2 separate regions of the Mus musculus genome follow, and region 2 is linked to region 1. Evidence: chromatin loops called from intact Hi-C (ENCODE). Cell type or tissue: left cerebral cortex. All regions are shown on one strand. Each heading gives the region's core, and the rest is flanking DNA. Links, peaks and the distances in the headings are about the cores only. Region 1 holds the start of Slc30a5 (solute carrier family 30 (zinc transporter), member 5). Region 2 holds the start of Marveld2 (MARVEL (membrane-associating) domain containing 2).

Region 1 (11,512 bases), core at 2,364-10,363:
CTAGCTTAGAATTCAGTATGTAGACCAGGCTGGCTTCAAACTGCCTCTGGCTATAATTGGGATTAGAAGCATGCGCCACCATGCTGACCAAGATGTCCACAATTATTGAGACTCAGACCAATAGAGACCCAGGTACCTGTAAAAAAATAGCTTTTATATAGATATGTCTACACTAAGTAATATCATTTCAAAGACAGGATTGAAGAAAATCAATATTTTTAGAAAGGGAATAAAATTGTTTACAATAGCACACCTGTAGCCCCTTCCTTCTGTGTTCCCTCTCACACACTTGAGCAGGTTAGCCTGTACTCCTGCCCAACAATTAAATCCACAAGCAGTTGCCTTTCTCCATTGTTTTAGCCTCCCACTCTGCGTTATCGTATCATCAGAAATCCAAAAATAATAATCTCTTTGTGGGAGTCACAGGCACTTCAAAAAACTTTTAGCTTTCTCATTAGAAAAAAAAAAAAAAAAAAAACAAAAAAAAACCGTTAATGCACTTGAGTTAGCAACGCCTATATGTGGCTCACGCCTGAAATTCATCATCCAGGTTTATGAGGCTAGCCTGGGCTACATGCTGAGTTCTAGGTCTATCTGGGCTACAAAGTGAAGCCGTTTAAGAAAGAAGAACCCTGAAGCAAAGGGCTAAGCTCTGTTTGTTAACACAAATATGCATTTTCTAGGGGACCATCCATCCATCCCTCGAGCGAGGAGAACACGCTGTAGCCAAGATGGACCTTAGGTGGCGCTGCAGGGACCTCTTAGGGGCTTCTCTTGAAGACGCGAGGAGGGGGCGGGTCGAGCGGAGCCTTCCCAGCGGTGGGAGGAGCCTGAGTGAAGCGAAGCCACGTGTCCACCAGCGCGCAGGCGCAGGATTGGTCACTCCCCCGGGAGTGAGGGCTGCCGGGGCGGATGACGTGGCCCGGTAACGTTCCTGCCCGTACGGCCTCCGGGGAACGGCGCTGCCGGAACAGCCCGCGGCCTAGTCCCGCCCAGCGTGCGTGTGCCTGCTTGCCGAGCCCGGGCTAGCGGCGGAGACTGCCGAGCTTGCGAGGACGCTGCTGACATGGGGGAGTGACGCGCCTGCGCCCGCGCTTCCGCAGCGGCGGCGAGCCATGAGGAGAGCCCGCGGCGCGGGCAGCGGCTCCTGAGCCTGCATGGAGGAGAAGTACGGCGGGGACGCGCGGCCCGGGCCCGGCGGTGGCCTCGGGCCGGTGGACGTGCCCAGCGCCCGGTAAGGTGGGATTCCACGGCCGCCGGCGGTGCGGACAAGCTTCCCGCCTTGCTCGGACCCCGCGGGCTACCTCTGCGGTCCGTGGCTTGAGATCGGCGAGCGGGCGGGAGTCTGGGCTCGGGACGCACTGCCTGCCAGGTTCCAGTCCCTAGAGAGAGAGGATCTGAATGTCCCTCCCTGCCACTTAAGTAACGCAGGGCTCCGTAGCCTGTCCCACGGCTCGCCCAGAGGATATGCGCAAGGTGTCACCGTCTCAGGCGAAGAAACCAAAGTACAAGCCGATGAACTTGGGTATACAGCACAGCAAAAATGCAACCCTGTCATCGAGTTTTCGTTGCCGTGGTTTTGTGGGGAGAGGTGGGGGCTTATTCTAATAGTACGAAATGTACGTTCCCCCTCTCCCCCAAAACTCATGCCGTACGGGGATTCGTAGCGTGGAAATTCTTTACTTTTCCTCCAGCCTAAATTATTTTCCTTTTCCTAAAGCCTCTAGCCAGTTGTGCCCTTAGGTCCTGTCCTAAGTTCTGAGGTGGTGTTAAATAAAGCCCAACAATTTCGTTCAAACTGGTTAGCAGTATGTACGATGAGATTTCGTGATTGTTTTTGAAAAGGTTCTTAGACCGTGGTTACAGCGATACCAGCTAACTTTTGTCTGGGGGGGTGGGGGTGGAACCCATATGCCGAGTAGAATTTAAACCAACTGCGGGATTTGCAGAATGCATTTGGTTTTCTGTCTATTTTCAGCAATTCATTTATAGCATGTCACGTGTCAACCAGTGACCATAAAACAGCTAGATGCAGAAGGGGCTAGTGCTATGGTTTGGTAATAAAGGGAAGTAATAGAAGGGACAAGACTAGGTCAGGTCACAAAATTGGACTATGGAGACAGATTAAAGTATCAGATCTTTGTTAAATTTCCTGTTGATAACTCCAGATTTCATAGCAGAGTTGCCATATTTTTAGGAAATACAAGGGTAAAATGTGATATACTTCATTTACTCTCAAACAGTTCAAGGATGGGGGGGGGGGGAGAGTGAGAGTATAAATAGTTTAAACGTGGTAAACATCCTTTGCCAACTTACCTGTATTATTTGCTTGGCAGAGTTGCCCTTCTATCGTAGGTTATTACAGAATTCAAATTTTGACTCAGAGCTGGCTGAATTTCAAGGGATTTCAGGTTTCCAGAGTTTTCTGTATGCTCGAGCACTGGATCTTAACTGCAACATTCGAAATGATCAGATCCTTCCAGTGTGGTTATTTTTATGCCTGAGTGCACAAATTCCAGTGGTCAGGGCTGCCAGCATTTGCTGAGTACCTCCTATGCCCCAAAGACTCTTAGTGTATAGATCCCTTTAGTCTTTCCAAGAACACTACAAGCTAAGTAGTAGTATCCTTGTTTGATAGGGCAGGAAACTGAGTTGCCTAAGGTCACACAACTAATGAATGACCTGGCAGTCTGAGTTGTTTCAGAATCTGTGTATTTACTATGCATGCCTTCTGTTTACACCTATGAATGCTTGAATTCATTGAATTGAACTAGTATTATTATTATTATACATCAAAATTATTTTTGAGACAAGATATTATACCATGGTGTCCACAACTGGCCACCTCCTTCCTTAGCTTTGCAAGTGCTAACATAGGCCGCTGTACCTGGTCAGCAGCTTTGCTGTATATGTGTGTGAATTATGTGCTGGTATGGCCTGTTCCTTGAGGCAGAGGCCCTCTCTGGGCCTGGATGCGGCCTAGCAGCCTCAGGCTTCCCTCTGCCTCTGTAGTGCAGTGACTGACACCCTGGCCTTACGTGAGTGCCAGGGGCTCACGCTCACACACGCAGCAAGTGCTTATGTGTGTACATTGTTTGGGCATATTCTCCCTCGTACCTGCCCCCATGCCCTCCTCCTCTCTTGATATCTAGAGACTGTGAGTGGCAGCAGTGGACACATTTCAAGAAGGAACTATAAACTCATATCCAAAATTTAATAATTGCGAGTTTAGAGACCTGAAGAAATTTCTAACCAACCACATAGAAGACCAGTTATATTTTTATTTGGTCACTTAATAGCAAGCAGTGGTTCCTGAGTTGGGGAGCTGGGTTGAATGCCCCAGCTCTGCCCAGAGGCTCAGTAACCTGTATAAGAAAGTCTCCCATCCCTGTCTTCACCTACCAGTCATTTCCCCCCTTAATATGAACTGCGGTGTTTCTGTGTATGGTTACTTAGCCTTAACTAGTCTTGTCTAGATGTCCAGCAGGAAGTTGTAGTAACTAGAACTTTGACAATCAAAGACTGCAGACGCTTGAGGATGTGGTGGCACACAGCTAATCCCAGCACTTGGGAGGCAGAGGCAGGCGATCTCTGAGCTCCAGGCCAGAGCTACAAAAAGAAGCCCTGTCTTTAAAAAACAAAAACAAAACAACAACAACAAAAAAAAAAATCCAGGAACTAGCAAGACAGTTCAGCAGGTACAGGTCTTTACCGCCAAGACTGATGGCCTGAATTTGACCCCTTGGACCTGTATGGGAGGAGAGAGCCAACTCTGTGAGTTTCTGACTTCATATGCTCTTATGCGAGCACACATGCACACACACACAAATAATAGTAATAATAATAATATATGTAATAAAGGAATTTTTTAAATCAAAGAATACTATATTTAAAAGTTGAAGTAATTTTTCTAATTTGATAATTATAAGCAGAAAGCTCTTGAGTTATGTGCATGATTGTAAATGTGGAGAAAATATTTGTTGACAAACATAGGAAAAGGTTTGTAAATTGTTTACCTGTGAGGAGAGAGCTAGAAGTGATTTTTTTAAAACCTTTCCAATAATCAGCTACTCAGGAATTAACGTTATGACCTTTGGGGTGCTATGCACATATGTGTGTATGAAAATAAAGTTGGCTTATTAATACTAATATATCATGAGCATTTTACATGAATAGCTTCATATCTCTCATTCAAGACCTAGTTTTTTTATTTTTAATACGTTATATAGAAGTCTATATTCTTTGTAAAACAAGTATTTACATGCAGTTTGACTTTTCCTTGATTTTAATCATAAGCAATCTACTGCTAAATTAGGCTAAACTAAATTGGCTAAATTGAACTAAACTAAATGCAGTAGGATCTTCAAGGTCTCCTGCCCAATGCTCGTATTTTAGAGGTGTCTGTCAGCTTACTTGGGAAGCGTAGCCGGTCTGCTTGCCTGTTCTTTCCTGAAGACCTGGAACTCCTTGAGGACAGGGCCTTGCGTGTGTCTTGGTTATTACACAGAATCATGGAACTGGAGAGGCTTGGATAGATAGGGATTCTCCCGCATAAAAGAAACCGGATTGCCCACAGTGCCCCACCCCCACCCCACAGATGAATTCCTTATGGTTCTTCCCTGCTATTGTTTATTCTATATTAACTTTTATAGTTAGACTTATTAAATGGATACAGCATCTTTAGCTAAAAATTTTTAAATTACTTTTTAATGTATTTGGGGTTTGACTAAAAATATAAATAAAAATGTAAATTTTAGGTAAGTTAGATAAGATGGTCATGAGTTTGAGATTGGTCTGTACTACATAGTAAGATCCTATCTCAAAAAGGGGGATGGTAATAAAAGGTTTTCCTTTAAGGCAGAGATAAGGTAGACTAGCTCAAGGCACTCCTTTCCCTGTCAGGAGAAAGAGGTGAGGCTGTGCCTGAAGCTACCCAGGCCTGGGTTGAATATTCCATGCTCACTTAGTGCATGTTGGATGCTACAAAGGGCCATGAGACCAAGGGAAGTCTGGCAAAAAGAAAGCAAATCTTTCTGCTCAGCTTCCCAAGTAACTGGGATTACAGGCATATGCCACCAGGCCTACCTTAGACATTAATATACGTTGAAAATAAACCAGGAGTATAGGACCCAAAGTTTTAGCAGTAGTTAACATGTGGATGGTGGGTTGTTTGGAGAGGGTTTTTATTGTTTTCTATGTGTTCATGTGTATTTCTGTAGTTTTTATTATGGGTATTATGAGAGGAAAATAAGATTACAGTGATCCTAGTGATTTCAATTATATTAAAAATTGTTCCTGTTCTTATTTTTCAGATTAACAAGATACATTTTATTGCTGTGTTTAACCAAATGTTTGAAGGCTGTGGGACTTTTTGAATCATATGATCTCCTAAAAGCTGTTCACATTGTTCAATTTATTTTTATATTAAAACTTGGGTGAGTATGGAGAGGGCCTTAATGGTTTTTGTTTGTTTGTTTGTTTGTTTGTTTTGTTTTGTTTTTCGAGACAGGGTTTCTCTTTGTAGCCCTGGCTGTCCTGGAACTTACTCTGTAGACCAGGCTGGCCTCAAACTCAGAAATTCACCTGCCTCTCCCTCCCAAGTGCTGGGATTAAAGGTGTGCACCACCATGCCTGGCTCTTAATGTTTTTTATTTCTCTGAAAATCCTCTTTTGACTATTTTTAAGAAATCTTACTTATATGTTCTGTGAAGTTTATTTCTTCTGACAGCTAACTGAATTTTTTTTCTATAAATAGAAGCTTGTACAAGAGTAGAAGTATAGAGACCTGTAGAAAAAGTTATTTCAGCTGAGTGTAGTAGCCCATAATCCCAGCACGTGGGAACTTTAGTCATGAGGATCATGAATTAATTGGAGGCCAGCCCCAGTTACACAGTGAGGCTCTGTCCCAAAAATAAAGTAAAAGAAGTTAGTTGAATTCTAATGACTTGCCAAACAGGCTTTTAGTTCAGTTTGTATTGCTAAGATTCTTGCAAAGCTCTTTTAATGCCTTGCTTAATAGACTGTGTGGTTCCTATCTGTGCTAGCAATCAGTCTTTTGTAATGTCTTGTATCATTTAATTTCATAGAAGATGAGGGTTCCCTCACACTTCTGAGGACAGATGTAAAAAAAAAAATGGAGATGTTGTATTTTCATAAAAGTGATTTTGACAGGCTGGAGAGATGGCTCAGCAGTTAAGAGCACTGACTGCACTTGCAGGGGTCCCAGCCTCAGTTCCCAGTATCTATCTGTGTGGTTCATACCTGCCTATAATGCCAGCTCCAGAGTTGAAATTCTTCTGGCCTCTGTGGGCATGGATCCACATATGTAGACACACACATACACATAACTAAAAATAAAGTAAATCTTTAAAAAGTATATACTCCCTGTGGAGTCGTAGACTATCTTCTGATGTAGCTCAGTCATGAGGCAATTATTAAAATATTACCTAAGCTTGACTTAGTACAGACATTTCTTTCTTTCTTTCTTTCTTTCTTTCTTTCTTCCTTTCTTTTTTTTTTTTTTGGTTTTTCGAGACAGGGTTTCTCTGTGTATCCCTGGCTGTCCTGGGGTAGACCAGGCTGCCCTTGAACTCAGAAATCCACCTGCCTCTGCCTCCCAAGTGCTGGGATTAAAGGTGTGCACCACCCTCGGCTAGTACAAACATTTCTTGTTTCCAAGTTAGATCATGCTGGGCTGTGCCCCCTACATAACCTCGTCAGAGTACGGGGCCCTCATGTTCTGTAAACTGTACAGTTTGTGTGCCATTTTCTTCCTCAGTAGAGGCTTATAGTCCTTGAGATGAATAGTAACCCACTCTGTGCTAATACTCTTAAGGCTGTAGTTTGCCAGGTTAGGAAAGAGGTTCTTGATTAGAAAAGTTAAGCATTTGTATTTAACTGACAGTAAAAAGATGAAGGCCTGTTACTGTTTTATTGGCTCAAGATTTATTACTATCGAGCTTAAGAGAAGATGAATTATTTTCTTTGCTATTTTCAGGTATTAAAAGTATTGAAACTAATCATAGTGGCCCATGCCAGTAATCCCACCACTTAGGAGGCCGAGACTCATAAGTCCAGGATCAGTCATGAGATGCAATGTTCATACCCATTACTACTTTGTGGTTTATGAACTAGTTGTGAAGACAGTTATCAGGAAGTCCTGAGTTCTGCCATGAAAGCCTCGTCGCTAAGGACAGTCTCTGCTACAGTTCTTCTGTTGCTGTTTTATTTCCTGACGCAGGGTCTCTGTAGCTTTGGCTGACATGGAGCTTGCTCTGTAGACCAGGCTAGCCTCTAACTCACTGAGATCCACCTGCCTCTGCCTCAGGGATGCTACGATTAAAGGCATGTGCCACACTGACCAGCAATACTCTTGTGTTTTGAATTAGTGTTTTTGTATTATATAAAAAATTTTCTGCCCTTACAGAATCATAATGGTTTAATTATAGCAAGGATTTAATATTTTTCTGGTATCATTCTTCAACATTTTTGTATCAGATTAGTGTATCTAATGTGTGTAAACACATCCATCTCATTAGTGTAAAAATTTGCTTTTATCTTTAATAAATAGTAAAATCATTTACACCAAAGACTAAGATATATTTTAAAGATAAATTTGATTTGTCAGCAGTAAATGTTTGATCTGTACATATATTTTACGTATCTATATATCACAATAGCATAAAATACATCAGCTGGAAAGGGGCCACAGGTAGAGTTTGAAAAGCTCTGCTCTAAAGGACAGGGTGTTCTGGTGTATTTATTAAAACTGCACCTTGTAACTAATGTTAATATGTTACTCTCTTAATGTTTACAGGACTGCATTTTTTATGGTTTTGTTTCAAAAACCGTTTTCTTCTGGGAAACCTATTACAAAGCATCAGGTGAGATGTGGGCGAGTCACTTGCTCCTACAGCTTTCCTCTCAGTGGGCCAGAGTAAAGTGCCCTGTTTTGAAAACTTCTAGACTGTTTCCTGTTTTCTTTTGGGACTTTTGTTTTTTTGAGGCTTTGTTGTTGTTGTTTTGGTTGGTTGATTTGGTCTGGTCTGGTCTGGTTTGAGGCGGAACCTCCTGTAGCCCATTCTGGGCTGGACCTTGTTAGGCAGCCACAACTGGCCTTTCAGGCCTGATGACCCGGCCTCTGTGTCCCCAGTGCTGCTCTTGCAGGCTTACACTAGCGTTCCCGTGTACACAGTGCTGATGCGGGAACTCACGCGGGTGGGCAAGCCTTGCTTTCAGAGTTGAGGCTCACAAGTGAACTATAAATTTTCAATGTAAATAGAATATTTTCAAATGTAGAAAAGGGTGGCAAATTTTAAAGGGATGTATTTTATCTTTCTTGCCTCAGTTTTGCTCACTTGTAAAGTGGAGGTAATAATATTGTTCTCTATCTGTATTACATAGCTATATCATGTATCTGTGAGGAATAAATTAATTTATACATGTAAGGGTTTTTAATTATATCTCATGTGAGTATGCAGTACCCTTTAGGTGGCTTCATGCCAGAAAGGTTCCTCATTATTATCAGAGTGGCAAGTTAAGGACTTCTGTTTTCGACACCAAGAACATCTTTAAAATATAATTATCTTTCTAACTCCATTGAAGGTCTTTTTTCTCTATTTTCAAATGATTATAGCATAAAAATTGCTCATAGAAAACATGGTGGTATACACATGTACTCACATAGTGCGTCTAGTCAGAAACAGAAAGATCAATATGAGTTCTAGGCTGGCCTGAGCTCCATGGTGAAACCTGGCATCAAAAATAAAGTCCTCATGAACAAGATTTTTAAAAGACTAAATCATTAATTACGGCTAGAAAACTAGTGAAAAAAATGGAAAATTATACTGCATTGGAAAAAGATTTGAGCAAACAGCCAGGCATGGTGGTGTATGTCTTTAATTCCAGCACTCAGAAAGTAGAGACTGAGGGGTCTCTGAGTATACAAAGCTACATAGTCAGACTGTCTCAAAAAAACCTAGCAACAAATGATACATAGTGGAATGTGGTTAGGCAGATAGTCTTGGCGTTTCTATTTAATGTTAAATATGTGATTATTTAACCTTTAAAATGTTACATAGTTATCATATTTCCTTCTGGGCATTGTTTGGTTTCTTTTAAGACATGTCTTGATGTGTTAGGCCTGAGCAACCTGAAACTCACTGTAGACCAGGTAGGCCTGAAATCCCAGAGGTCTGCCTGCCTCTGTCTCCTGGTGTGGGGCTCAGCGGCACGTGCTCCACTGTGCTGCCTCCTTGTAGGTTTTACTTATTAGGAAATACTTACTAGTAAATGGATATGACTGAAGTTCTTTGTTGTTGTTTCTATTTATAGTGGATCAAAATATTTAAACATGCAGTTGCTGGATGTATCATATCACTTTTATGGTTTTTTGGCCTTACTCTTTGTGGACCACTAAGGTAAATACAAACATGTATGTATCTTCACTATTTGTTCACACCTCTTCATTTGACGTGAATCTGTTCTGTGTCTTGTATTTGTTATGTGCACACGTGGAGATGAGAGGGCTTGCAGGTCTCATCGGCCCTTGTTCCAATGTTTATGTCAGAGATTTTCGTGCACAACTGTCTGTGTCACTTCTGTAGCGTTGAATACATTTCAACATAGAACAACTGACGAGTAGTTCTTGGGTGAATACCATTGATGTATGTGTTAATATCACAGATATTTTATTGGCTAGAATCCAAAAAGTTTCAGATGGAGAAGCTAAAATGTCTGAAATGGGAAGTGAAACAAACCAGTAAAGATGAGCCGTCTCAACAGGTGCCATGGTTTTCCTCTTAGCCCCGCAAGTGCACTCAGCCCTTTCTCCGGTCTGTGTAGATAATGTCTCTCTGCATGTGGGGCCAGTTCAAGGAGGAAATGCTGAAAAAGAGTAAACATTGAAACGTGCAGCTCCCCGGAAGGCTTTCTTTTTTTCTTTTTCTTTTTTTTGAGACAGGTTTCTCTGCAACATTTGCTGTCTTGGAACTCACTCTGTTGACCAGGCTACAGATCTGCTTGCCTGTGTCTCAGTAGTGCTGGGATTACACGTGTGTACCACCACTCCTGGCTTTTAAGAATTTTTTTTCTGGTCTCTAAAAGGTGTTAGCAACAAAGTATAAAAAGAGGCGCTGCCTTGCCCTTGCCTTTGGTTAGGGAGAGGATGAGGGCAAGACATGAGGGCTGGAATGAAAGAACTTGTGAAGAATCTCCACTACAGTAGTGAGGAGGGGGGAGGAGAGGCCTTCTGGAAGCCAGCGAAGTACCCTGTGGGCTGGAACTGCTTTGCCTTATTTGCCCCCTGCTTTTCAGATACAGTGTATAGCAGCCACACCCTAGAGGAATGGGAAGGTTGGTTGAGTTTCTCAACTTCCATGGAACCTGTTGAGTTTAAGCTTGATCATAATTGAGTGTTATCAGCCACCGTGTTTTAATTTTCTTACTTATGAAATTATGTTGTTCATAGATTTAGTCATCTCCCTGCTGCGTTATACTCCTTACCACTACCCATACTGCCTTCCTCCATTGGCTTTGTTTGTTTTGTCTTAAAGATTTATATAATGTATATGAGCATCCTGTCACTGATACACCAGAAGAGGGCATTGGATCCAATAACAGGTGGTTGTGAGCCACCATGTGGTTGCTGGGAATTGAACTCAGGACCTCCCGAAGAGTAGTCAGTGCTCTTAACTGCTGAGCCATTTCACCAGCTCTTCTCCATCTTTTACTAAACCCATGGTACACTTTAAAGTGTGTACTTCAGAACTGAGCACAATGATGTTTTGTAGTCTGTCTTATTTTAGGTTAGTATTGCCATGTTGATAAATTAATTTCTTAAATTAGAACCTTCTAAATATGATAAAAATTAAAGTTATAATCAGTGTTCTTTCATTACAGACCTGGGCAAAGAAGAAAATGACATATTTAACAGAGAGCTGGAAATGGGTTAATATTTAGATCTCTAAGACTCCTTGTTGTTGGTTTGGGTCTTTGGTGTTTGATTCAAACCCTGTCCTGGAGATTGAATGTAGGGCCTCACACTGAACTGCGTCTCTCCAGCCACTTTCCTATTGGAGTCAGGCTCTCCATCTTTCTTTCTTTAGACAGGGTCTCACTATGGTTTCGCTGACCAACCTGGAACTTACTGTGAAAGCCAGACTAGCCAAACAATTCCACATAGAAGACTTCATTAAATATAGTAAATATAAGCAAGAGTGCTTTACATTTATTTTTTACTTTTATTTATGTGTGTGTGCCACGTGCGTGTGGGTGCCCATGGAGGCCAGATGAGGCTTCCTCTGGAACTGCTTGACATGAGTGCTAGGAACTGATTTTGAGTCCTTTGAGAGAACAGCAACTGGCCATAACTGCTGAACCACCTTTCTAGCCCCTATTTATTTTTACTGTAGGTGTAGGTGTATACACCTGAGAATGTGTAAGTGTATATGGGAGCAGGAAGAAGTCAAGAGAGTCAGATACACTGAAACTGCAATTCCAGGTGGCTGTGCAC
Region 2 (11,512 bases), core at 1,702-9,701, 210 kb after region 1:
GAAAAGAAAAGAAAATTAAAACAAATTGTTTAGGTTTTTGCAATGACTGTAAACTATGCATTGGCTGGAAGCATGACCCAGTGTTAAAGCACATGCTTAGAATTCACAGCGCCATTTGCTTGATGTGGATTCCAGAAATCAGACTCAAGTTATTAAGCTCACGTGACAAGTGCTCTCCCCTGCTGAGCTGTCTCCCCATCCCTTTTAGGTTTATGAATAGAACGTTGGTGGCTATGTTGCTCAGGTTAGTCTTGAAGTCTAGGACTCAAGTGATCCTTTTACCACCCCCACCCCCTAGTATCTCAAACGACAAGTGTGCCAATGAGCCTGTGGCAAAATTTCTTATATATTTTTCATATTATCTTAATACTATTCTGGCCAGTACAACAGCTACTTAATTTTAATTTAGAATTCAGTTTCTCAGTCACATAACTGCTTTGCAGCACTTGGTAGTCTTGTGTGGCTGGTACCTCCATATGGCCCATCTGTAAGACATTCCATCTTTGTAAGAATTTCAGCAGGACAGCACTGGCCTGGTATATTAATATTTTTCTGGTTATAAATACATCATTAGCAATCATAATTAAAGTTAAAAGCCAGGCAATGGTGGTGCACAGCTTTAATCCCAGTGCTTGGGAAGCAGAGACAGGCAGATCTTAGAGTTTAATGCTAGCCTGATCTACAGAGCTAGTTCCAGGACAGCCAAAAAGCAAATCAAAACACAATACAAGACAAAATAATAAAGTTAAGAAAAAACATTGATAGTTGTCCAGTTTTCCTTCACTTAGTTGTTGTTGGGTTTTTTTTGTTTTTTTTTTTTTTCTGAGACAGGATTTCTCTGTGTAGTCTTGGCTGTCCTGGAGCTCACTCTGTAGACCCAGCTGGCCCTAACTCAGAGATCTGCCTGCCTCTGCTTCCTGAGTTCTGGAATTAAAGGAATGCACCACTATTGCATGGCCCTTCATTTAGTTTTTGACAAAACCCTTTTTAATTACCACATGTTTTCACATAGAAGAGGTGCAGTGTAGTGTCAGATTCATGGACACATTGCATAGTGATCGACTTAGTAATAGGCATAGCCGTCACCTTACAGTTTTAGCATCTAAGCATAATTGCTTTTTTATTTTGAGAATTTCAAATCTATAGGTAAGTTGAAAAGCAGGAGACTGAAAACCTACATACCTTTAACTTTAATTTTTCTCTACTTTGCTATATTTGCCTATTCTCTTACATATTATATACTAGTTTTTGGTGGAAAATAATTGCAAACATACATAAATAAAGACCATTCTACTAAAGCCATAATACTGCTGTTACACTTAAAGTTGCTGTTAATTTAGATAATATTAATTTAGGTTGGGCATAATGGTACACGCTTGTAATTCTGGTACTCAGGAGAGTGAGACAGGAGGTATCAAAATGAAGACTAGCCTGGCCTACTTAGAGGAGACCTTGTCTTAAAAAGCAACAAGGCAAAAATACTTTAGTAATTTATTATTATTTCCTAGTTGCCAGAAAAATGTTTCTCCCAGCCCTACCAAAGACTTTACCAACTCCACCAAAGACCCTGTTCAGAAGTTCATGCAGTGCATTTGATCCCTATGTCTCAGCTGAGCTTGTCTTAAATAATCTTGTAGCAGCCTTTGATGATGTTGGAAAATGAATATAAAAAATACATATGAGCAGTTCTTATTTATGTGTTGATACTAACAACAATAGTATTTCCTAAATGTCTTCCATCCTGTCTCATTTGCTAGACACGCTCGTTACTCAGGGAATATAGTACATCCGTAGCTACAAGAGGTGTGATGCATTCCAACAAAGCCCGGGGGTTCGCTCACTGCCAAGGAGGATCAAGCTTTCGACCCTTACATAAGCCCCAGTGGTTTCTAATACAGAAAAAGGTAACATTGTAATGAATTATGAGATTATCGAGGTACTTTGTTCTAATAATATAGGTGATTGAATGGATTATGAGGTCGATGATATGGAGGCTGAGGGGGGGATGGGGTTATAGCAATATGTAGTGTGCTTCTTGGTTAATGGTTGTGGCTGGGTAGTCTTTGTAAGTATATTATTATTGAAATTACCTGAGAGAATTAAATGGCTAATATAATGGGGACTGAGATAAATTATAACCTATAGCTATAATTGAGATGAGCTCTAATCTCAGCACTGTTGGCCCGAGGTAAGAGGATCATGAGTTCAAGTCCACCTGGACTAACTACACAGTGAGACTCTGTACACTAACTTCATCATATATGAATTATGTCTCAAAGCTGGATTTTTGTTTGTTTGGTTTTTAGTTAAGAGTCTTGTCCTGGGTTCCTGGGTGTTCCTAAACAACTTCTGATCCTCCTAGCCTTGTGCTGCCTCACTAAGCTTATTATCTTTTTAACAACTAGAAAGGAAAGTATGAAATCATTGCTAGTAAGCTCCTAAACCCCAGGACTTTTCTAGCTACGGTGGCTCATGCCTTCAGTCCAGAGCCCCAGTGGCCGGAGCTTGAACACCGATGTGAGTTCAAGGCCAGCCTGGGTTACATAGTGAATTCTGAGACAGCCAGGGCTACATAGAGAGACCCTATGCAAAAACAAAAACACAGAAATAACATAGTGTTCAGTGTGGTAGTTTATTTCTGCAAAATAGTTACAAATCTGAGACCAGCCTGAGGTACATGGGGCAATCCTATGTCAAAACCTAAAATTAGATAAGTTAAAATATTAAACCTTAGGATACAAATTTCAGTGAGAGGCAGTGAGCTTGAGGGTTGTTTATCTGTGTGTGCGTGTGTTGAGGAGAGGAACATAAAGAGATCAAAAGATAAATTGAGAGTCTCCTTCCACCGTGTGGGACCCAGGGATTGAATTCAGGTCACAATCTTGGCCACAAACACCTTTATGTCTTACCAGTCCTAGATAAGCATTTTAAATATATTTATATACTCATAGGGTGGAATCAAGAAGATTGTAAGTTGGAGGCCAGTCTGGTTGCATTAAAAATAAAAGTATCCTTATGGTATACAAATTCACAGTCTTTGTAGCATAATAAACTATGAATTCATAACCATTTTTTTTGCTTGTTTTTCCTTGACCTGGGTGTTTGGTTTTTAATTTTTTATTTCATAGCCTTTTTATTTAAAAACTTACTAATAAATAAAAATATTGCATACCAAAATTAGCCAGACCCAAAGTATTAATGAACTTATATACAGTTAGAATTGATATTTGTTTCAAACAGCATTTCACTCTGTAGGTCTGGCTGTCCCAGAACTTGATGTGTAGACCGGGCTGGTCTCAAACTTACAAAGATCAACCTGTCTCTGCCTTCTGAGTGCTGGGATTAAAATGTACCACCATGCTATATAGATGCATGTAACCATCTTTTAAATTTTATTTTCTACAGTATCGGGAAAATTGCCTGGCAGCAAAAGCACTCTTTGTTGACTTCTGCCTACCAGCTTTGTGTCTCCAGACTCAGCTCTTGCCATATCTTGCTCTTCTGACCATTCCAATGCGAAATAAAGGTAACAGGGTTTCCTTGTCTGCAGAGCACTCAGTACCTATTAGTTACATGTTTTAGTCTATAGTCCTTCCTTCCAGGTTTTTGTCTGTGAATTGTACTGTAAAGAGTAGTTTTGATTCTCCTTTGTTTTAATTTTTGGTTTACATTGATAAAGACTCTCGAGTCTTGCTTCTTCAGTTGTAACTCCTTACACTCATTTATTTTGATTTCAATTTGTTCAAATTTGACTAGTCGATACTGCTTTCAGCTGTGATTTATTTCTTTTTATTATTTTTTATTATGTATATGTTCACATGGTGCAGATGCAAGCAGAGGGCAGAAGGGTACTGGAGCATTTAGCTGGAATGACAGGTGTTTATGAATTGGCTGACGTGGTTGCTGGTGAGCCAATTTGAGTCTAATGCTATAAACGTTCTTAACAGCTGAGCCATCTCTGTGGCAACCCAGTGTCATTTCTAAGCTTTGTCATGAAAGAAACCAGAATGCTTTGTTTGTGTGTAACAAGTTCACAGTAGAACTTTGCATTTCTACCTAGCCCTGCAAAGTTTATGCTAGCCTTCTTCCTTTCCATATCTGGACCTCCTTTTGTTGTGGTTGTTATTGTTTGTGGGGGCTGGAGGTCATACTTGCTGTTTTTCTTTTAAAGTGCTTAGAATCAAATTTAGGGCCTTCCAGCCAAACATGGTGGTACATACCTTTAATTCCAGTACTTGGGAAACAGAGGTAGACCTCTAGGAGTTCTAAGCCAGCCTGGTCTACACAGTACAAGGTCTAGGACAGCCAAGGAGGGCTGTTATACACAGAATCTCTGTCTGTCTTAAAAAAAACAAAATTTGGGGCCTTCCTTGTACAAGCGAGGTCAATGCTGTACCACTGAAATGAATCCCAGATCACCCTCCACTTTTGAAAATGAAATTGCCTTTCATTTTCCTAAATATATTTGCTTATGTAATCAGTACACACATAGGCGTGTGTGTGTGTGTGTGTGTGTGTGTGTGTGTGTGTGTCCCCGTCCATGTGTGCACATGCATGTAGAAGTCAGAAGACAGCCTTAGGTATTGTTGCTCAGATACTGCCCACCATTCTTTCAGCAGGGTCTCTCACTAGCCTGCAATAGGGACCCACCTGTCTACTTCCCAGGGCTAGGATTACAGGCACAAGACAGGACATGTGCCTATTTTAAATTTTAAATTCTTGGCATTGAACTCAGGTCCTCATTCTTGCAAAGCAAGCACATTATCAACTGGCTTGTCTGCCCAGCCCTACTTACATCTTACATATGCTTATTCAACATATGTATGTCCATTCTTCTGTTTTTTTTTTTTTTTAAAGATTTATTTATTATTATATGTAAGTACATTGTAGCTGTCTTCAGACACACCAGAAGAGGGAGTCAGATCTTGTTACGGATGGTTGTGAGCCACCATGTGGTTGCTGGGATTTGAACTCTGGACCTTTGGAAGAGCAGTCGGGTGCTCTTACCCACTGAACCATCTCACCAGCCCCATTCTTCTGTTATGTGTGTGTGTGTGTGTATACACTAATGATGTGTGTGTGTGTGTGTGTGTATACTAATGACACAGGGGGTACTCTGCTTATATCACCAGTAGATGCTGTTGTTACAAACATGAGAATTCAAAAATGCCTTTTTTAAAGATTTTTCCGGTTACTTTTTTATTTTTTATTCATTTAGTTAGTTAGTTAATTTTTTGAGGCAGGGTCCCTCTGTGTATCCCTGGCTGTCCTGAAACTCTGTACAGACCAGACTAGCCTAGAACTCAGAGATCTGCCTGCCTCTGCCTCCTGGGCTGTGGGAATTAAAGGTGTGCACCACCACACCCAGGTACAATTATATTTTTACTTTATTTAGAGTTCTGAGATGTGAGGGACAACTTTGTGGAGTTGGCGCTTTCCTACCACGTAGGTCCCAGGGTTCAAGCTCAGGACACCAGGCTTGGTAGGCAGGCACCTCTAATTACCTTGCCAGCCCACAGACTTTTCCTGAGAGCTCATTTTGATTGATTGATTAATTGAATTCTTTCATGCTTTCTTCCTTTTTTTTTTTTTTTGTCCTTTTGGATTTTGGATACAGGGTCTTTGAACTCACAGATTTTCCTGCATCTGCCTCTCAGGTGTGGGATTAAAGGTGGACAGGAATGCAGACGCCACCAGCTTTTTTTATTTTCCATTTTGATTTTTTTATACTCCCAAGTGGAATTTGTGGGTTATATGTGATTCTTATATTTTTTGGAGACTTGCCTTCCTAATTTAAAATAGTAGTTCTCTTAGCTGTGTAGTGGTCTCTCTTTGTTTACTTCCCTCTAAGGATTAATGATGGTCAGCATTAAGGATAATGATGGTGCTTGCTTATTGGCCATTTGTATATTTTATTTAGAAAAAAATTTCCTTTGTTTTGCAAAAATATGTGTGAACTTTAATGATATTAAATTAAATGAAATAGGGGCTGGAGAGATGGCTCAGCGGTTAAGAGCACTGAGTGCTCTTCTGGAGTTCCTGAGTTCAAATCCCAGCAACCACATGGTGGCTCACAACCATCTGTAATTAGATTGATGCCCTCTTCTGGTGTATCTGAGGACAGCTACATTGTACTTACATATACATTGTACTTACATATACATTGTACTTACATATAATAAGTAAATAAATCTTTAAAAAAAATTAAATGAAATAAGCCCAGATACAAAGAGAAAAATACTACATAATCTCTCTTGTATGAGGAAAAGGAAAGTCAAATTCATAGATAGTAAATTTTGGTTACCAGAGACCAGGTAAAGAAACTGAGGTGTTAGTCAGAGGACAAAACATTAGATGAAGGAGATAAGTCTCATACATCATGGTAGTTACTATTAATATGCATTTGAAAAATCCGAGTTATTTATTTATTTAGTGTATGTGGGTGTACATGCATGTGTGTGTGCCACAACATTCACATGAATATCAAAGGATACTACTAAGGTCAATTCTCTCCTATCTAGTGGATACTACTGAAGTCAATTCTCTCCTATCTAGTGGGTTTTGGAGATTGAACTCAGTTCATCACCTTTCCCCCACTGAGTCATCTTGGTGACCCAAGACTATATTTCAGGTGTTCTTACCAAAAAAATCATGTAGTATAATACATGTTAATAGTTGGTCTAGCTATTCTATAAGGTATACACACATGAAAATGTCATGTACACCATAAATATATAGTTTAAATTTGTCAACTAAAAATACAATTTATTTATTTATTTATTTTATTTTATTAATTTTTTTTTGGTTTTTTGAGATAGGGTTTCTCTGTGTAGCCCTGGCTGTCCTGGAACTCACTTTGTAGATCGGGCTGGCCTCGAACTCAGAAATCCGCCTGCCTCTGCCTCCTAAGTGCTGGAATTAAAGGCATGCACCACCACTGCCCAGCTAAAAATACATTTTTAAATGATGGCATTTAAAACTTTGTTAAGGGCTGGAGAGATGGCTCAGCGGTTAAAAGCACTGACTGCTCTTCTGAAGGTCTTGAGTCCAATTCCCAGCAACCACATGGTGGCTCACAACCATCTGTAATGAGATCTGATGTCCTCTTCTGGGGTTCTGAAGACAGCTACAGTGTACTTACATATAATAAGTAAATCTTAAAATCTTTTCAGCTCAGATTTCTTTTATCCAAGATGTTGGAAGACTTCCTTTGAAGCGAAGCTTTGGAAGGTAAGCTGATGACCTTGTCTACTGAGTATGATTAGCTTACAGTCAGTCAACACTTCAACACTGCTCACGAAGTATGAAACAGCTGGGCACAGATCTTTCTTTCTAACACTCAGAAGGTGTAGGTAGGTGGACTCTATGAGCTCAGGCCAGCCTGTCTTACAGGATAGACACAGCTATGTAGATAGACCCTGACTTAAGAAGTAATCAGTCAGTTAATTAAAAAATAAATTAAAAGGAACTAGGACTGAAGAGATGGTTCACTGGTTGAGTACTGACCAGAGAACCTGAGTTTGGTTCCTAGCACCCTTGCTTAGCAGTTATAACTGCCTTATAACTCAAGCTAGGCTGTCTAACTATAGACATAAAAAACAAAACAAAACCCTAAAGTACCCTTTTCTAGTTTAGAAGTAACAATAAAAAATAAAAATAATACAAAAAAGAATAGATTTGTTTTGAGACAAGGTCTCACTATGTAGTGGAGTCTAGACTCAAACTTCTCTTATCATAGCCTCCCAAGTGTATTATATTATAGGCCATACCACACAGCTGGACGAAGTTCATTGGTTTAGTTCCTTTTTGGAGACAGAGACCCTTTATGCAGTTTTGGCTGCTTAAACTCAGAGGTCCAGTGCCTGCCTTTGCCTCCTGAGTGTGGGATTAAAGGTGTGAGCACCATGCCCAGCTTTAGTTTCTATTTTAAAATTTCATATTTAGTTGGACAGTCAAGTCGACCCATTTGTGTTTCCTGAGATTTCTGTCTTATGCTCATTTTTTTTTCCTGATTTAAAAAATCTTTTTACTGGCTTAGGTGTAGATGAGTTGGAAAGTGTTTGTTTAGCATGCCCAAGGCTCTGGGTTCTATCCTCAGGACTACTAATATTATTTTTTTATTAGGTATTTTCTTCATTTACATTTCCAATGCTATCCCAAAAGCCCCCCCCATACCCTCTCCCCTTATGCTCATTTTTAATGTATACATATAAATATTAGTCTATAGGAACTCTGCTGAAGACAGTAACACTTTTGATAGCAGAAAGGACTTATTCACAGTTGGTCATTTGCCTTGTATTTTTTGTGTGTGAGTGGAAAGACCACTTAGTTCATAATTTCAAGGAGTTTTCTGTTTGGTTCCCACTGATGTCTTCGCTGTGACTCTGACAGGTTGAAAATGGAAGCCCTGACTGACCGAGAGCTGGGGCTGATAGACCCTGACAGTGGGGATGAGTCCCCGCACAGCGGAGGGCAGCCGGCTCAGGAAGCTCCCGGTGAACCCGCGCAGGCTGCTCAGAATGCCGACCCAGAGACCTGGTCCCTTCCGCTGAGTCAGAACAGCGGGAGCGATCTGCCTGCCAGCCAGCCTCAGCCCTTTTCCTCCAAAGTGGACATGGAAGAAGAGGAGGAGGAAGAGGAAGACATAATAATAGAGGACTATGACAGCGAGGAGACATAGAGAACAGCCTGCCAATCAGGTTGCTCCTTGAGAGATAAATTTTAGTCTATTCAGTGGTACTTGAACACGTCTCTGAAGGACAAGCAATTTGTTAATTGCTCAGTTCCTTATCGTATTCGTCACAGCAACTGACGACTGTCATCTTGAAGTAAAGCAGGTCTCAAGTACTCAGTGCTTAGTATTTATTTAGTCTTGTGAATGGTTTGAGGAGAAGTCACGGTGTGAAGTGTATGAATGTTGTACTAAATATCAAAATGTGAAGGAGTAATCCAGAATATACGGACTTTATGGGGTGTTGGAAATTTGATTTATAAAACAGTTTAGGATGCAATTATGAGTATAAATAAACCTTGTGCCTTACTTACAGTTTGCATCTAGCTTTTCGGATACCATTTTTGGTATGTTGTACAGTGGAATATTTTAGATACTTCTGGAAAGTATTTACATAATTTATATCAAAATTAAAAACGTTGGATTTCATCTTGTTCTTCTTATCCTTTAACATTACCTACCGCGCACTGTCTGCCTTGGGTCCAGGCAAGGCAAGTAGAGCAAATGTTCTAAAATGGGAAGGAGCTGGTAGCACCTATGCTATGCCTGCTTCCTGGCCTCAGCTAGGTGGCCAGGCGGGCGGGGCACTGCGGCTCGGCCACGCCCCGGGAGCTCGGTCCCAGTTTCGGTGCCCGCGGCAGAGCGTGCTGTTCCGGCGGCCGCGCAGGTGAGTGGGGCCGCGATGCGGCGACGGGACGCCGAGCCCGCGGGGTGGGCCTTTCGCCCTGGGCACACATCCCCGGAGCCGCCTCCCTCCCGCGGCCAGGCTGAAGCGGGAGCACGCGGGCGCGCCGGGCTCCGGGGGCGGCGTGGGCGGGTTTCGCTGCAGCGACAGGTGCGGCCGGCTGGACCGCCGCCGTCCTTCCGGGCGCCTGGTGGCGCCGCCCTCGCCACTTTCCCGGCTGGCCTGACCGAGACAACGGCCACCTTGGGGCGGAAGCCAGAGTGGATTTTCCAGAGAAGAAAGCGAAGGCGGGACACGCACCGGGTGGGTATAGTCGCGGTGCCGGGAGGCTAGATGGGGGACCCTGGCGGGATTGCTGGGTATCTGTCGGTCCGCTCGCGGCTGCAGCTCCGCTGCTCCCCCACCCCAAACCCCCAAGTATCTGTGGCGGTAGTCCACTTTCTGGAGGCAGCAAAACTTTAGAGGCAACTGAAGGGGCGATTGTGCGTGTGTGAAGGTGACCAGGCTCGATCCCCGTGACGCTCAGTGAACCATTTTTCTGGCCACAGCTGTGGCATTCCTAACTCCCTGGCTCCAAGCAAACAAAAGACCTGCGACCGAGCTAGGTGGAGCCCAGGGGGCTCAAGGACAACCTGTAAGGTTTTATCTGTATATTTAAGATGTGGTCAAATACCGCTGAAGATTCCTTGCTAGGTAGCACAGTTTGCTCTTCTACTAGTCTACACATTTTTGTGTTTTATTTAAATGATAAAGTGATGTAACTCAAACGAGCGGTTTTCCACAGGTGAAGATGAGTTGAATCCGTTACAGTGAGTCATACTTTTAGGAGTTAAATTAACCAGCGGGATGCCGCCGTGCAAACTATATACACCCTAAAGACCTCAAATCTCCTTCCGTTTATTTGTTGTGTTTTTGCTTCTACATTCTTAGGCATGTGTTAGATGTAAACGTTGTCTTTTTTAAAGAGCAAAGAGATAAAGACAAAAGGGCAAAGATAATTGCTGTTGTGCCGGCAGGTTTTATGTCAACTTGACACAAGTTACAGTCCTCTTAGAAGACCGAACCTCAGTTGAGAAAATTGCCCCCACTGAGTTGACCTGTGTGCGGGCAAACCTGTGGTCCATTTACTTGATTGGTGATTTACATCCGAGGGCCCAGGTCTCTATGAATGGTGCTGCCGCTGGTCCTGGATAATAAGAAAACAAACTTAGCAAGCCAAGAGGAGAAACCAGTAAGCAGCACTCCTCCATGGCCTCTGCATTAGCCCCTGCCTCCCGGTTCCTGCCCTGAGTTCTCTCAGTATCGCAGTGTGGCTTGAGTATTGTAAGTGAAAGTAAACCATTTCTCCCTAAGTTATGTGTTAATGGTGTTTTATCACAGCAGTAAAACCCTAAGACAGTTGTCATCTGGAAAGCTTCTGGTTTGCCTTGCACACCTTTCTGGGTGATCGTAGTTAATCCTCCAGACTTGGGGTGTCTAATTAGAGGACCCTGAAATTTCTTCCTGGACTCTTTCCTCTGTGTTCCATCTATTACAATGGTCCAACCTGTAGGGCATGACCCTCTCACAGGGATCCCCTGAGACCATTGGAAAACAGATATTTACATTATAGTTCGTAATGGTAGCAAAATTACAGTTATGAAGTAACAACAAAATAATTTTGTGGTGGTGGTGGGGGGGGTCACCACAACATGAGGAACTGTATTAAAGGATAGAAGCATTAAGAAGGCTGAAACCCACTGATCTGTTGGGTGGTTGTGTCTGGTCTGGTGACAGTCTCTTCTCTCTGGACAGGCTGCATCTCCACTTGGATTCCCTAAGGGACTGCTGAAACTCTTGTGAAATCTCCTATTCTCTGGGGATGGAGAAATGAATTTACCATAAAGCGATCAGATAGAAGTCTAGCATTTTTGTTTGTTTGTTTGTTTTATGTGGGTGTTTTGCCTGCATGTGTGTGCACCATATGTGTGCAGTGCTCATGGAAGCTGAAGAGCCTGTTAGATCATTTGGAACTAGAGTTACAGTTGGTTGCGAGCCTCCATAGGAGGCTGGGAATTGAACCCAGGTCCTCTGGAAGAGCAGCCATTGTCGCTAAC

The links. Peaks named below come from ENCODE experiments on the same cell type or tissue, not always from the same donor. Only the 100,000 strongest peaks of a DNase experiment are listed, where the experiment ranks them.
Region 2: it touches region 1 in a loop (4-fold over the local background); 2 of 42 quality-filtered maps call a loop at or near these places.

Annotation. Positions count from the first base shown.
Region 1 is chr13:100,822,823-100,834,334 of GRCm38, reverse strand. It overlaps Slc30a5 (solute carrier family 30 (zinc transporter), member 5), which reads left to right and starts at 908. Exons shown (of 16, transcript NM_022885.2): 1 at 908-1,234; 2 at 5,313-5,435; 3 at 7,817-7,883; 4 at 9,334-9,419. The coding sequence starts at 1,158. In left cerebral cortex, for the core only: no CTCF peak of the experiment used is centred there; a DNase peak (open chromatin) is centred at 5,893; H3K4me3 peaks cover 480 bases.
Region 2 is chr13:100,614,812-100,626,323 of GRCm38, reverse strand. It overlaps Marveld2 (MARVEL (membrane-associating) domain containing 2), which reads left to right and starts at 9,353. Exons shown (of 7, transcript NM_001038602.4): 1 at 9,353-9,398. It overlaps Rad17 (RAD17 checkpoint clamp loader component), which reads left to right. Exons shown (of 17, transcript NM_001044371.2): 14 at 1,758-1,904; 15 at 3,406-3,526; 16 at 7,173-7,230; 17 at 8,392-9,160. The coding sequence ends at 8,680. In left cerebral cortex, for the core only: CTCF peaks have their summits at 6,116 (motif pointing left), 9,416 and 9,621; DNase peaks (open chromatin) are centred at 9,362 and 9,482; H3K4me3 peaks cover 723 bases; H3K27ac peaks cover 124 bases.